Regions from separate parts of the Mus musculus genome. Here region 2 is linked to region 1. A link is a loop called in an ENCODE intact Hi-C map of the cell type or tissue named here. Cell type or tissue: heart. All regions are shown on one strand. Links, peaks and the distances in the headings refer to the core of each region. The heading gives the core; the rest is flanking DNA.

Region 1 (5,369 bases), core at 112-5,111:
ATCAAGGCCTGTGCTGACCCACTTCTAGGCTCCTTCAATCTCCACGCAACAAATCCCTGTTATACACTTCAAAGTCCTCCATCCCAGATTACAAGTTCCCTCCTCCCAGGTTCTCCTTAAAACCCTGGAAACACCCGCCGCTGCCGCCGCCACCACCGCCGCCGCCATCGCCACCACCACCGTGTACACGCAGTTGCTTCTCTGCTGGAGAGAGAGAGAGAAACTTCTTCGTCTGGAATAAATGTTTTTCTTTAAGCTTGAGCGACTACTTTGGGTTCTTTACTGCATCCATTTCATTCATCTGCTGCCAAAACCTGAGACGAGTCTTGCTCTTTTCCTTTTTTATTTCTTCTCTTCATTCAGTGTGCTTTGGGGAATCATGTAGTGTCCTAGGCTTGGTGGCAAGTGCCTCTTACTGGCTGAACCGTCTTGCCAGCCCGGTTTTTGGTTTTCTGTTGTGTTGATACAGGGTCTCACAGAGCCCAGGCTGACCCTGAACTCTCTCTGTGTAGTTACAACTGACCTCCTGCCTTCCTTTCCCTCCTGGTATTGGGGTGTCGGGGTATCAGGCCTACAGTCTCACAGCTGAGCCTATGTTTTGAGAAGACTCTTGTCCCTGCCCTGGAGTTTACCCATCAGGCTAGGCTGGCCAGCCAGTGAGTCCTGGGTCTGCCCGTCTCCTCTCCGCAGTTCCGGGATTACAATAGTGCCATCACTACCAACTGGTTTAATTTTTAGACAAGAGGCTCCTATGTGCCAGGCTGGTCTTGAGATTGCTATGTCACTGAGGGTGACTTTAAGCTCCTGAACCCCCTGTTTTACTTGCCTCGTACAAGGTCATACTTGGTTGCACACCCTGCTTTTGAAATTCGGGGTCAAGGGACAGAGCTCAGGTGCTCAGGCTCCTTAGGCAAGGCCGTTACCTACTGAGCTTGAAGCTCAGGGTTCCTTCTGGAAATTACCACAGATAGCTCAGAGGAGACAGGGTGGACCCCTTGGCCTTGGGCCACTATCCACAGCCATCTTCCATCTGATAACCCAGGACAGACATCGGGCCTTCAAGGGGCATCTGGCTGTGTTGGACAGCTTCCAGGTTGTCACTCCTGGGTTGGATGCTCTTGGGATCCCAGGAGTAGAGGCAGGTTCCATTAATCATGTCACCATACAAGCCCCAGACATCAGAGGACGACACAGATTTGCGAAAAGGAAATTTTGAGTGTGTCCCCACCAAATAAGTTGGGGTGCTTCTCATTATGCCTACACAAACACCCCACCACCACCAAATAAAAACGTCTCACGGTCATAATGAGAATCCAACTGACTCTCCCCAAAGCTTTAACATGAACACAACCATCTGAAAACACAGGTCAGGGCCAATGAGATGGCTCAGTGAGTACAGGTGCTTGCTGCTAAGCCTGACAAATGGTTCCACCATCCTAGGGACTCACATGGTGGAAAGATCCAATGCCCATAAACTGCTCTCTAAGCCAGACAGGGTGGTGCTTACCTTTAATACCAAAATTTGGCAAGAAGAGGCAAGTGACCACCCTGGTCTACAAAACAAGAGTTCCAACCCAGTTGGTCTTACACAAGATTCTCCAAAAAACCAACCAACCAAACAAACAAACAAAACAAAACAAAAACCCAGAAACAATTTGACCTCTTGTACTCTGACCACTACAGGTATGCTTGCTGCCTTGGCATGAGCGTGTACACACACACACACACACACACACAAAAGCATGATTGTGTAGGAGGCTGGGTGCTGGGGAGGTGTGGGACTCGGCCTCCATCTTTGCTTCGGTATTAGCCATCTGTCATGCGGCGTTTTTACCACCAGGACTGCTGAAGGCAGGAAGAGAAAGAAGCCGGTTCAGAGCTGCCAGCAGGCGCCTGGAACCTCCCCTGGCTGCTTTGTGTTTCAGCAAGAGCCCTCCCAGCTCCAGCCAGGCAGGCTCCTCCCCATGGCCCTCCTGGGGCCCCCCGCTGGGGGAGGAGGCCCAGCTAAGCCTCTCTCCTGCTGGCTGGGGGTGGGGAAGGGAGGGACTCCAAGCCTAGCACCCAAGGACGACCCCTACAGGCCAGCCAGGGCAGGGCAGCATTCCCTACAGCCGCCATTTCTTCTCTGTCAGCTCTCTGCTGTCAGACAGAGAGCCAAACAGAGCTGGAAGGTCAGATATCTCTGGAATGTATTGAGCACCTACTGGGTGCACAACCTTGAGGAAGAGCACGTGCCCTCTGCAGGTACTGGAAATGTAACTGGGTAGATGGTAGCCGAGGGATCCTACCCAGGGTCCCTCTGGGACTTCATAGCTGGGGTCAGATCCTTTCGCCCACGTGTCACCATGGGTAGGACAGAGGCTATGGTCCACCCAGACAGAACACAGGCAGGGAGAGGGACACTGTGAGGTCTTTGAGCCTAGAGCTCCTTCCTTGTAAAGTGGAGTCACCTGTCTCTGGAGTTTTTATAAGACGTCAGAATCAGGGGCCAAAGCTAAGAGCTGGGAAGTCTGGGCTGGAGCTAGTACAACCTGATGGACAGATGTCCCTCATTCTATGCATCTGATCTCAGAGGCCTCTGAAGGGGCAGAGCCAGGGGCAGGAGGATTAGGAGTTAAAGGTCATCTCTAGCTAATCTGAGGCTGACCTGAAACTTCTGATCTTCCTGCCTCTTCCTCCCAAATGCTGGGATTACAGGAGTGTACCAGTATACCCAGGCTAAGCCTTGCTGCGGGGCCAACATGCAGCCTGGTCTACATGCCAAGTTCTGGGCCAGCCAGGGCTGCAAAGCAAGACCTTGTTTCAAAAATAAAAAAATGTCTGACGTCCAGCTTTTTCCCAAACAGGAGAATCTGTTCCCGTCTCCCTGCAGTTCCGTCTCATGCCTGCTCTGCTGTGGGCAAAGTGTCCCTTCTGCCACCAGGGCCCCTGACTAGTTTTCCTGGGACCACCTGGCCTCCTGGTCTCTTCTAGCCCTGCTGGATTAAGGTGAAAAGCCAGTCTAGGCCACCATAGCCAGACTGCCTGCTGCATGGACAGCCTCTGCCCTGAGTCCTGGATCCTTCCTTCACTGGAAAGTACCTCTCATGGAGAAAATTCATCAAGGTAAAACCTCATGAACAAGATGTTTTGGCTTGGCAGGAAACAAACAGTGGTTAACAACAAATTAGTGAGCTACTGAGCCTCTGGGCACATGGCGCTGAGGGCAGACCCAGGTTGGCTGCAGACATCAGCTATGGTCTCCTGCAGACCTGAGGGGGCACAGGCCTGGCTCAAAGCTCCCTTCACACGGACTGGAACAGTCTTCAGGTGGGATGCTCTTGTGTGCGGCTTAAGCTCTGGCCTGCTCCTCAGGCTCCGTTCCCCAGAGCCCTGCTCCACTGACCTAAGGCTGGGTTTCTTTTCTCTCCTTTGATTGGACAAGGGGCCCAAACTCCTGAAGTGGGGCTTTCAAGGAGCCCAGAGCTCAGCATGAAATATTTTCAACTGAAGAACAATCCTAGGAGCAAAAGCCTCCTTTGGGGGGTGGGGTGCACCCAGGTGCCCTCCTCAGCTCCCAGGTAAGTCTCTGAATGTTGCCACCAACACTGAAGAAGTCTCTACTTCTGCCATACCCAGCCTGTCTGGCAGGAGGGGACACATTCTAAAGAGACACTCATGACCCTCTCTTTAGCTTTCAGTCTAGTGGAAAAAAATGGACCCCAAGAAATGAAAAGTTCCCCAGTATTCTCCTGGTGAGAGAATAAATGCCTGGAGCCTTGGGGACAACCTGAGGGGAACTGGTCACCCAGAAGATTAACAACTAATCCCATGACCTTGGAACTGAACTGAGGAGGTAACAGACAGGGTCAGGCCTTGACTAAGGAGTTATGCAAATCTCTTATTATTTAAGCCCCACCCTCGGTCAGGATCCCTAAGGATTTGGGAACTCCCTGGATCTCTGGGTATCCTTCTGTTGCAGCCACACTAAGTAAAGTTCCTTTTTTGCTATTCACTATACATTAGCTACTTTATTTGGCTTATTGAGGTCTGGTGTCCCAAACCTGGCAGGCTGTGGCCCCAAGCCCGGTAACCCTGCTATAAAACCCTCTAAGGCACCCCACTGTCCTTAGATTAATACTAAACTCCCTGTGACTCTGGCCCTACTCACTTGGCTCCCCCACCAACATTCACCTCCTGCCACCTCGCAAGCTCTGTGCTCAGCTGCACCTGCACGCCTTTGCACAGACAGGCTAAGCGTAACCCCGACCTCTGATTTACCATCCCATTCTGTGTCCCCCACCTTTCCCACAAGCCGCCCCTAGTGCCCTAAAACCAGATTGGATCCCTGCAGACAGAACTACCACTGAATCGTCGTCTTAGAATCTGTTTATTCCCTGTATCCTCCCAGACCTAAGTTTCCAAGGTACCATAGACTAAGAACAGGGTTCCCAGAGCCCAGCTGTGTGACCTTGGGCCAGTTACTTAACCTCTCTGTACCTCCATTTCAAGCGGAATACACACAGCACATATCTTGAGAGAGGGACTAGTAAGATGAGAATCAGAATGAGCCTGGCTTTGTCCCCTGCCACTGTCATGGCTTGTCACCCACAACTAAGGGCTGAGGGCTGAGTCTGTCTTGGGTCACCCTGTCTCCTGCCCAGAGCTGGCCTTTCAGATCTTTGATGTCTCTAACTCTATGCTTGGAGGCCCATTCAACCTCAGGCAGAAGAGAGATTGTCCTCTGAACACCACATGCACTGTGGAACACATGTACCCCTCCCACACACATACACATATATACTCACACTCATACATACACACACACACAAATAAATGTAATACAAAATTTACCTTTTTTTTTTTTTTTTTTTTTTTAGTTTTTTGAGACAGGCAGGGTTTCTCTGTGCAGCCCTGGCTGTCCTGGAACTCACTTTGTAGACCAGGCTGGCCTCGAACTTAGAAATCTGCCTGTCTCTGCCTCCCAAGTGCTGGGATTAAAGGCGTGCACCATTACTGCCCGGCAAAATTTACATTTCTTTATTCTATCTTATTGTGTGTTTTCCCTGTGTGCATATATGTGTATCCCCTGTATGCCTGGTGCCGTGGAGGTCAGAGGAGGGCATCAGATCTCCTGGAACTTGAGTTAGGGGTAGTTGTGAACCACCATGTTGGTGCTGGAAATCAAACCCTATGTCTTGACACAGGGTAGGGTCATCCTAGAAGAGGGAGCCACAACTGAGAAACTAACTCCATTACATCAGCCTATAGGCAAAACTGTGGGACATCTTCTTGATTGGTGATTAACGTGGGAGGGCCCAGCTCACTTGGGGTGACGCCATCCCTGGGCAAGTAGTCATAGGGTCTACAGCTAAGCAAACAGCCGCTCA
Region 2 (5,369 bases), core at 157-5,156, 51 kb before region 1:
GTATGTTGGTTGGGGATGATCCAAAGTTACAAAGCCAACAGTGCAGGTGCTGTCACATACCAGAATTGTGGGTGAGTGCCAGACCGTTTTCATCCTTAGCCATTGACAATCCAATGGCCTCAACTCTACAAATCCCACTTTTTTTTTCCTTGAGTCAATGGTAAGTGGCCATCTGATGACTTGAAGGAATGACTTGAGTCCAAGGAACAGCAGAAGTGAAAAGCTGAGTCCCTGTCTATCCCATACCAGTTCACTAGAAGAGCTGACATGGCCTCAGAGCTGTGTCATCTCAAAAAATGGGAGGAACACGAGGGCATCACACCTCATTAAAGGCAGGAGGCAGCAGGCTCAACCCTTGGCTTTGCCTCCAGCTTGGGAGAGCTGACTCTGAGCACGTGGGCCTTGGGCAGCCCCAGGCGCCCTCCTGCCAGATGTAGTTCAGGCCCAGATGGGCCCGCGCAGGGATCCCCAGTGCAGCCACCTGACTGACTGTCGAGGCGTGCTGCGGCCCGCTACTTCTGCCTCCGCCGGCGGCGCTGCGGTCAGAGGAAGGCACCCAGGAGCGCAGTGCGGCCATTATCCACGGCGCCTCCTAGTGGGGCAATGGCAAAGCCTCCACGTTCTCGCGAGAGCTCCCCTCAGTGGGGATTATATAATCTCACCCAGGAGAGGCTGGGGGGGGCTGGGGCCACCCTGCCATAAGGAAAGTGGGTGTCGCCGCAGCCGAGGACCGAAGAGCTCTCCCTTGGGGGGGGGTCGCCGAGTAGGGGGTCCATGGCCCCCGCCCCCCCCCAGCTGGACAATGAGTCCTCTTATGCTAATGAGTCGCTTACGTCACTTCCGCTCTTTCTCGGCCGCCATTTTGGCTAGGGCAGGTTCGGGGACTTGCTCTGAGGCGCTTGTATTGTCTGCTGAGGGGAGACGCGGGACCAGCCCCCTCCCCCGCCCGCCGCCGCCGCCGCCACCCGTCCGGTCTACCCGCCGCCGCCGGGACCCATGAGCTGAGCGCCCGCCCGCCGCCATCTTGGCCCCCTCCCCCTCCAGCCGCGCTCGCTCGGGGGGGATTTGGCGTCGCCTCAGCCACAGCTCCCTCTCTCGGTCTCCGCCGCCGAGGAGCCGCGCGGCCGTCGCCGCCCGCCTGCCCGCCCGCGACGGTGAAGCCGCGGCCCCACGCCCTCCGCCGCCCTCCGCCCCTCCTTTGTCTGCACTGCCCGCGCCGCCGCCCGCCGCTCTGCTGCGCCCGCCGCGCCCCCCGGCAGCAGCCGCGGCCGCGGCTCGAGCCGGAGCCCGAGCGCGACGAGGCCCCGGGCGCGTCCTCGCCGCCATCGCCGTGCCGCCGTCCACCCGCCGCCGTGCTCTAGAGCACGCCGGCCCCGCGCACGCCTCGAGGCCGAGCCAAGGTAAGCCCCGCGGCCCTGCCCGCCGCCGATCCCGGGCGCGGTCATTGTGCTCGGCGTGCACACACCGCCTCGAACCCCAGTCGGCCGCAGCCCTCCTGCAGCCCGATCCCCTTCTCCGCCCCGCGGGGCTGCCGGCCGGCCACCATGGGCTTTTGCGGCTAGTGGCATCTTCCCGCACCCACCCCGCCCCCAGCCGAACCCCGCTCGCTCTCTCGTCCTCAGAACTAATCCCCTCCCGCCCTCCCCCAGTCCCCGGAACCAGCCTTCTGCCAGGTCTGCCCACCCTAGGCTTGGAAAGGGGGGAAAGGCCTGGGGGGCGGGGAGCGTGCATGGCAGAGGGTGAAAGTCTTTGCCTCCCCAACAACATGCCAGTTTCCCTCCCATCCTAACCACCACAGCCCCTCACCGGCCCTGCTTTCAATCTGGGCTACCTGGTCAGCACTCCCTCTTTAGAGCTTTCTGATCAACTTTGCAGTCAGAAAATGGAAATCCAGAAAGCCGCGGAAAGAATTTTTTTCGAATGCAATGAATGGGGAGTAGTTCTTTGAGCACCCTCTTATTCGCCTCTTCTTTCCTCTGAGCTGCCTGTCCTTCTCCTCCCTTCCCCACCCTACCCCCAACCTGGATGCCTGTCTGCTAGAAAAGGCGCGATTGCTTCTCTTCTTCTCTCCAAGAAGTCTAATACTCATTTTAGTCTCACTCCCTGCCACACACCCCAAGTGTCTTCTCAGTGTTCTTCCAGTCACCAGGTCCTCTGGACAGTTCTTGTCATAACCCCATTTCACAGACAAAGGCTTAGGAGGGAAAAAGAACCAAACTGTTTCCTGTGTTAGCCATTTTAATGCTGTCCAGCCCCAAACGCCCAGTTCCCATCCCTGATGCTTCTTGTGCCTGTATCTTGAACCTTCACAATGGGATGTGTGTCGGGGGGTGTCTCTTGGATAGCTTTGTGCAGTTTCTTTATAAATCTGCATTGTTGCTTCTGGTTTATGGTCATGGAGAAAATACCAGCCCCCACCCAAAAGGCACTGCAGCCAAGTCGGTTAAAGGCACTGAGTGTGGGAGTCAGTAGGGGGCGCATTCCCTGCACTGGGTAAGGCTGCAGAGGGGGGAAGGGCCCCAGAACTAGAACAGGATGTGCTAAACAGCGCCTTCTACAGACCATGGGAAAATGGGTCCAGCAAGACTTGCACTGGGTGAGCTGACAGCAACATGGCGAAGGATTAAGTGAGGCTAGAGAGATTTTATTTAAGAAAGCCACTTCTCCGTTTGGAAAGTTGTCTTTTTTTACTTTTTCAAACCTGTTCACCCTCAGACTTTGATTGCTGATCAGTCACCTTGGTGCACATCCTTGGGTCATAGGTTCCCTTTCTCAAGAATTCCTTCACCTTAAGGTTTGATGTGTTGACATCTCTTTCCTAGGCTAGGTGGTAAAGGGGGTTGTTTAAAACCTGAAAGTCACGGGCTTGGGAGATCAGGTCAATCCAAATCTCTCCGACTCTTTTGCGAGTGGAAAGTCATTCTTGAGAGGTTTTATGGGTTGGTGATTTTGACAGCCATGAAAGATGGGTGTCAGGATTTGCAAGGCTTTGTTGGTAAACATCAGGTCCCTATTGAGTTCTTCATTGTCAAACTTAATAGAGTTCACTGCAAAATTGTGTTGCCTTCCACTTTCAGCAGTACACTGTCTGTAGCCAACTGCCTTTGCAAGTGTTGACACCAGTCTTGGTTCGGTGCGCACCCACCTTTTTAGGGTGTGTGGATTTCTGTAGATTTTACTCCTGTTGTTATTTCCATAGGTGTGAGATGCACAGTACGAAACCTAGGCCCCAGCTTTTACATCGTGATGCACAGGGTTGCACTTTTTGTACTGAACTGATAGGTGGCCTAGTGGTTATTCCCTGTACTGCCATTTTGAGGATCTGGACTCCGTTCCCTGCCTTGCTCTTTGGACTGCATTGTCAATTCACACCGGTGGGTATATCATTTTGGAGGGTGGGGACTGCAGCATCAGGAAAGCTAGAGACTTCCTCCTGATCACCACCAGAACATGAACTTTCAAAATTTCAGCCTCGCCACATTCCTCAAGGAACTCGTTAGAGCTGGTTGCAGTAATGGGTTTTGAACGTTTAAAATATGTGTCTCTTTTAAGAGAAAAATTTAAAGTCGATGATGTTGTTGTAATCATTTGCATTCTGCACTTTTGGACATAAAGTTTTAAGTAGTCTATCTCAAGACTTGCTCAGCATCTGAAAGCCTTAGTTACTTGGTTAAAGGGATCTGGGGAAAGTAGTTCATTGGTAGAGATGTGACTGGCCTGGTAAGAGTCTCTGGATTTGATTTGTTCTTGTTTGGTAATATTGACAGTGATGCTAGTATCTGTGAATGCTTTATCCTACTGTTACAGACATCTTACATCGACGTGCCAAGAAAAATCAAGGGATACCAAATATATGTAAATAACTATTTAATGCTTGAAGAGGGTAGGGTTTTTTGTTTTTTAGGGGTTTGTTTGTTTTCGGTTGCTGTCAGGTAGCATTTTGCTGAGTGAAAAAGAGGCACCTTGTTATCAGTATTGCTCTAAAAACTACATTGGATTCATGGTTTGTTATGCATTTTTACTATTTACACAGTCCAATATTAAATACAAGTAAGATTGTTTGTGATCTCGAAATACTGTGGTATTAGTATTTGTTAAACACATAAAGTGAATAAGAAGAGAACAGTTTCCTGTTAGAATATGTGTTTGTGAGATAAAGTTTGCAAATGTGCCTTTGTTCATTCTTATAAATGAAATGACAGAGTTAGCTAGTTTCTTTATGGTGTTGGTCATCAGGGAACCTCGTTGGATGAGTGTGTATGTCCTTACAGTTTCAGCGGTTAGCTAGGTCTGGCACAAAAGGGGAGGGTTGGAAGGTGGGAATTTGTTTTTATCATATGTGAATAGTGTTTTCTTTACATAGATGTGCTTTGTGTGCCTGCAGTGCCCAAGGAAACCAAAAGAGAGCAATAGATTTCCTAACATTGGAGTTGCTGATGGTTATGATGGTAAGAGTGCTGGGAACCGAACTTGGTCCTCTGCAAGAGCAGCTGAGCCATCGCTTAGACCTATGAAAGCTGAGATTTACAGTATATGAACTAGAATCCTTTGACCAGCCTTAGTTAACCTGAGTAGGGAAGTGAGTGTTCTGTTTAATTTATTATCTTGATTTGCTGAAAGGGTTTCTTCTTACTATTGTAATAGTCTCTACTAGACATTAAAAATAACCAGATCTTAAATTTTGGCTCTCAAGACATTATATAGGGAACACCGAGTATGAACTGATTTTTCTTAGATTCTTTTTCTTAAACCAGACTTCAGAAGAAAATCTAATAGCATTTTAACTTCACAATACTGATCAGGTTTTATTTCCACAAAAGCTCAAAAGTAATTGACCAATAATAAGCTTAATTACTGAAAGTATAGATATCTATACAATATAGCATATGAGATTGTTCCCTTGTAGCAAATTTTTAAATATGTGTGTGTGTGTACAGTAAAAAGAATTCAGTCTTTAGAAAGCAGAAACGTTAAGCTCAGCAGTGGTGGCACACACACGCCTTTAACCCTAACACTAAGGAGGCAGAGGCAGGTGGATCTCTGTGAGTTCTGGGCCAGCCTGGTCTACATAGTTAGTTCTAGGACAGGCAAGACTACACAGAAACCTTATCTGGAAAAAACAGAAATGTTCAGAATTATTCTGGCTTAAGGCTTATGTCTGTTCTACAAATTCAATTGTGAAAAGTTGCAATTTAAGAGATAGCTGGAAGCCGGGCGTGGTGGCGCACGCCTTTAATCCCAACACTCGGGAGGCAGAGGCAGGCGGATTTCTGAGTTCGAGGCCAGCCTGGTCTACAAAGTGAGCTCCAGGACAGCCAGGGCTATATAGAGAAACCCTGTCTCGAAAAAGCCCCCCCAAAAAAAAGAGA

What was found. Peaks named below come from ENCODE experiments on the same cell type or tissue, not always from the same donor. Only the 100,000 strongest peaks of a DNase experiment are listed, where the experiment ranks them.
Region 2: a loop joins it to region 1, with 2.4 times the contacts of the local background. A loop is called at or near these places in 8 of 42 quality-filtered maps.

The regions. Positions count from the first base shown.
Region 1 is chr2:168,151,229-168,156,597 of GRCm38, reverse strand. E130018N17Rik (RIKEN cDNA E130018N17 gene) reads left to right here and starts at 2,085. Exons shown (of 2, transcript NR_040327.1): 1 at 2,085-2,244; 2 at 2,847-3,995. In heart, for the core only: CTCF peaks have their summits at 1,882 and 2,081 (motif pointing left); a DNase peak (open chromatin) is centred at 1,987; H3K4me3 peaks cover 1,233 bases; H3K27ac peaks cover 3,469 bases.
Region 2 is chr2:168,202,605-168,207,973 of GRCm38, reverse strand. It overlaps Adnp (activity-dependent neuroprotective protein), which reads left to right and starts at 862. Exons shown (of 4, transcript NM_009628.3): 1 at 862-1,400. The region is part of intron 9 of Gm20716 (predicted gene 20716); the gene reads left to right. In heart, for the core only: CTCF peaks have their summits at 580 (motif pointing left), 2,486 (motif pointing right) and 3,293; DNase peaks (open chromatin) are centred at 483, 1,463, 1,583 and 2,483; H3K4me3 peaks cover 3,553 bases; H3K27ac peaks cover 2,418 bases.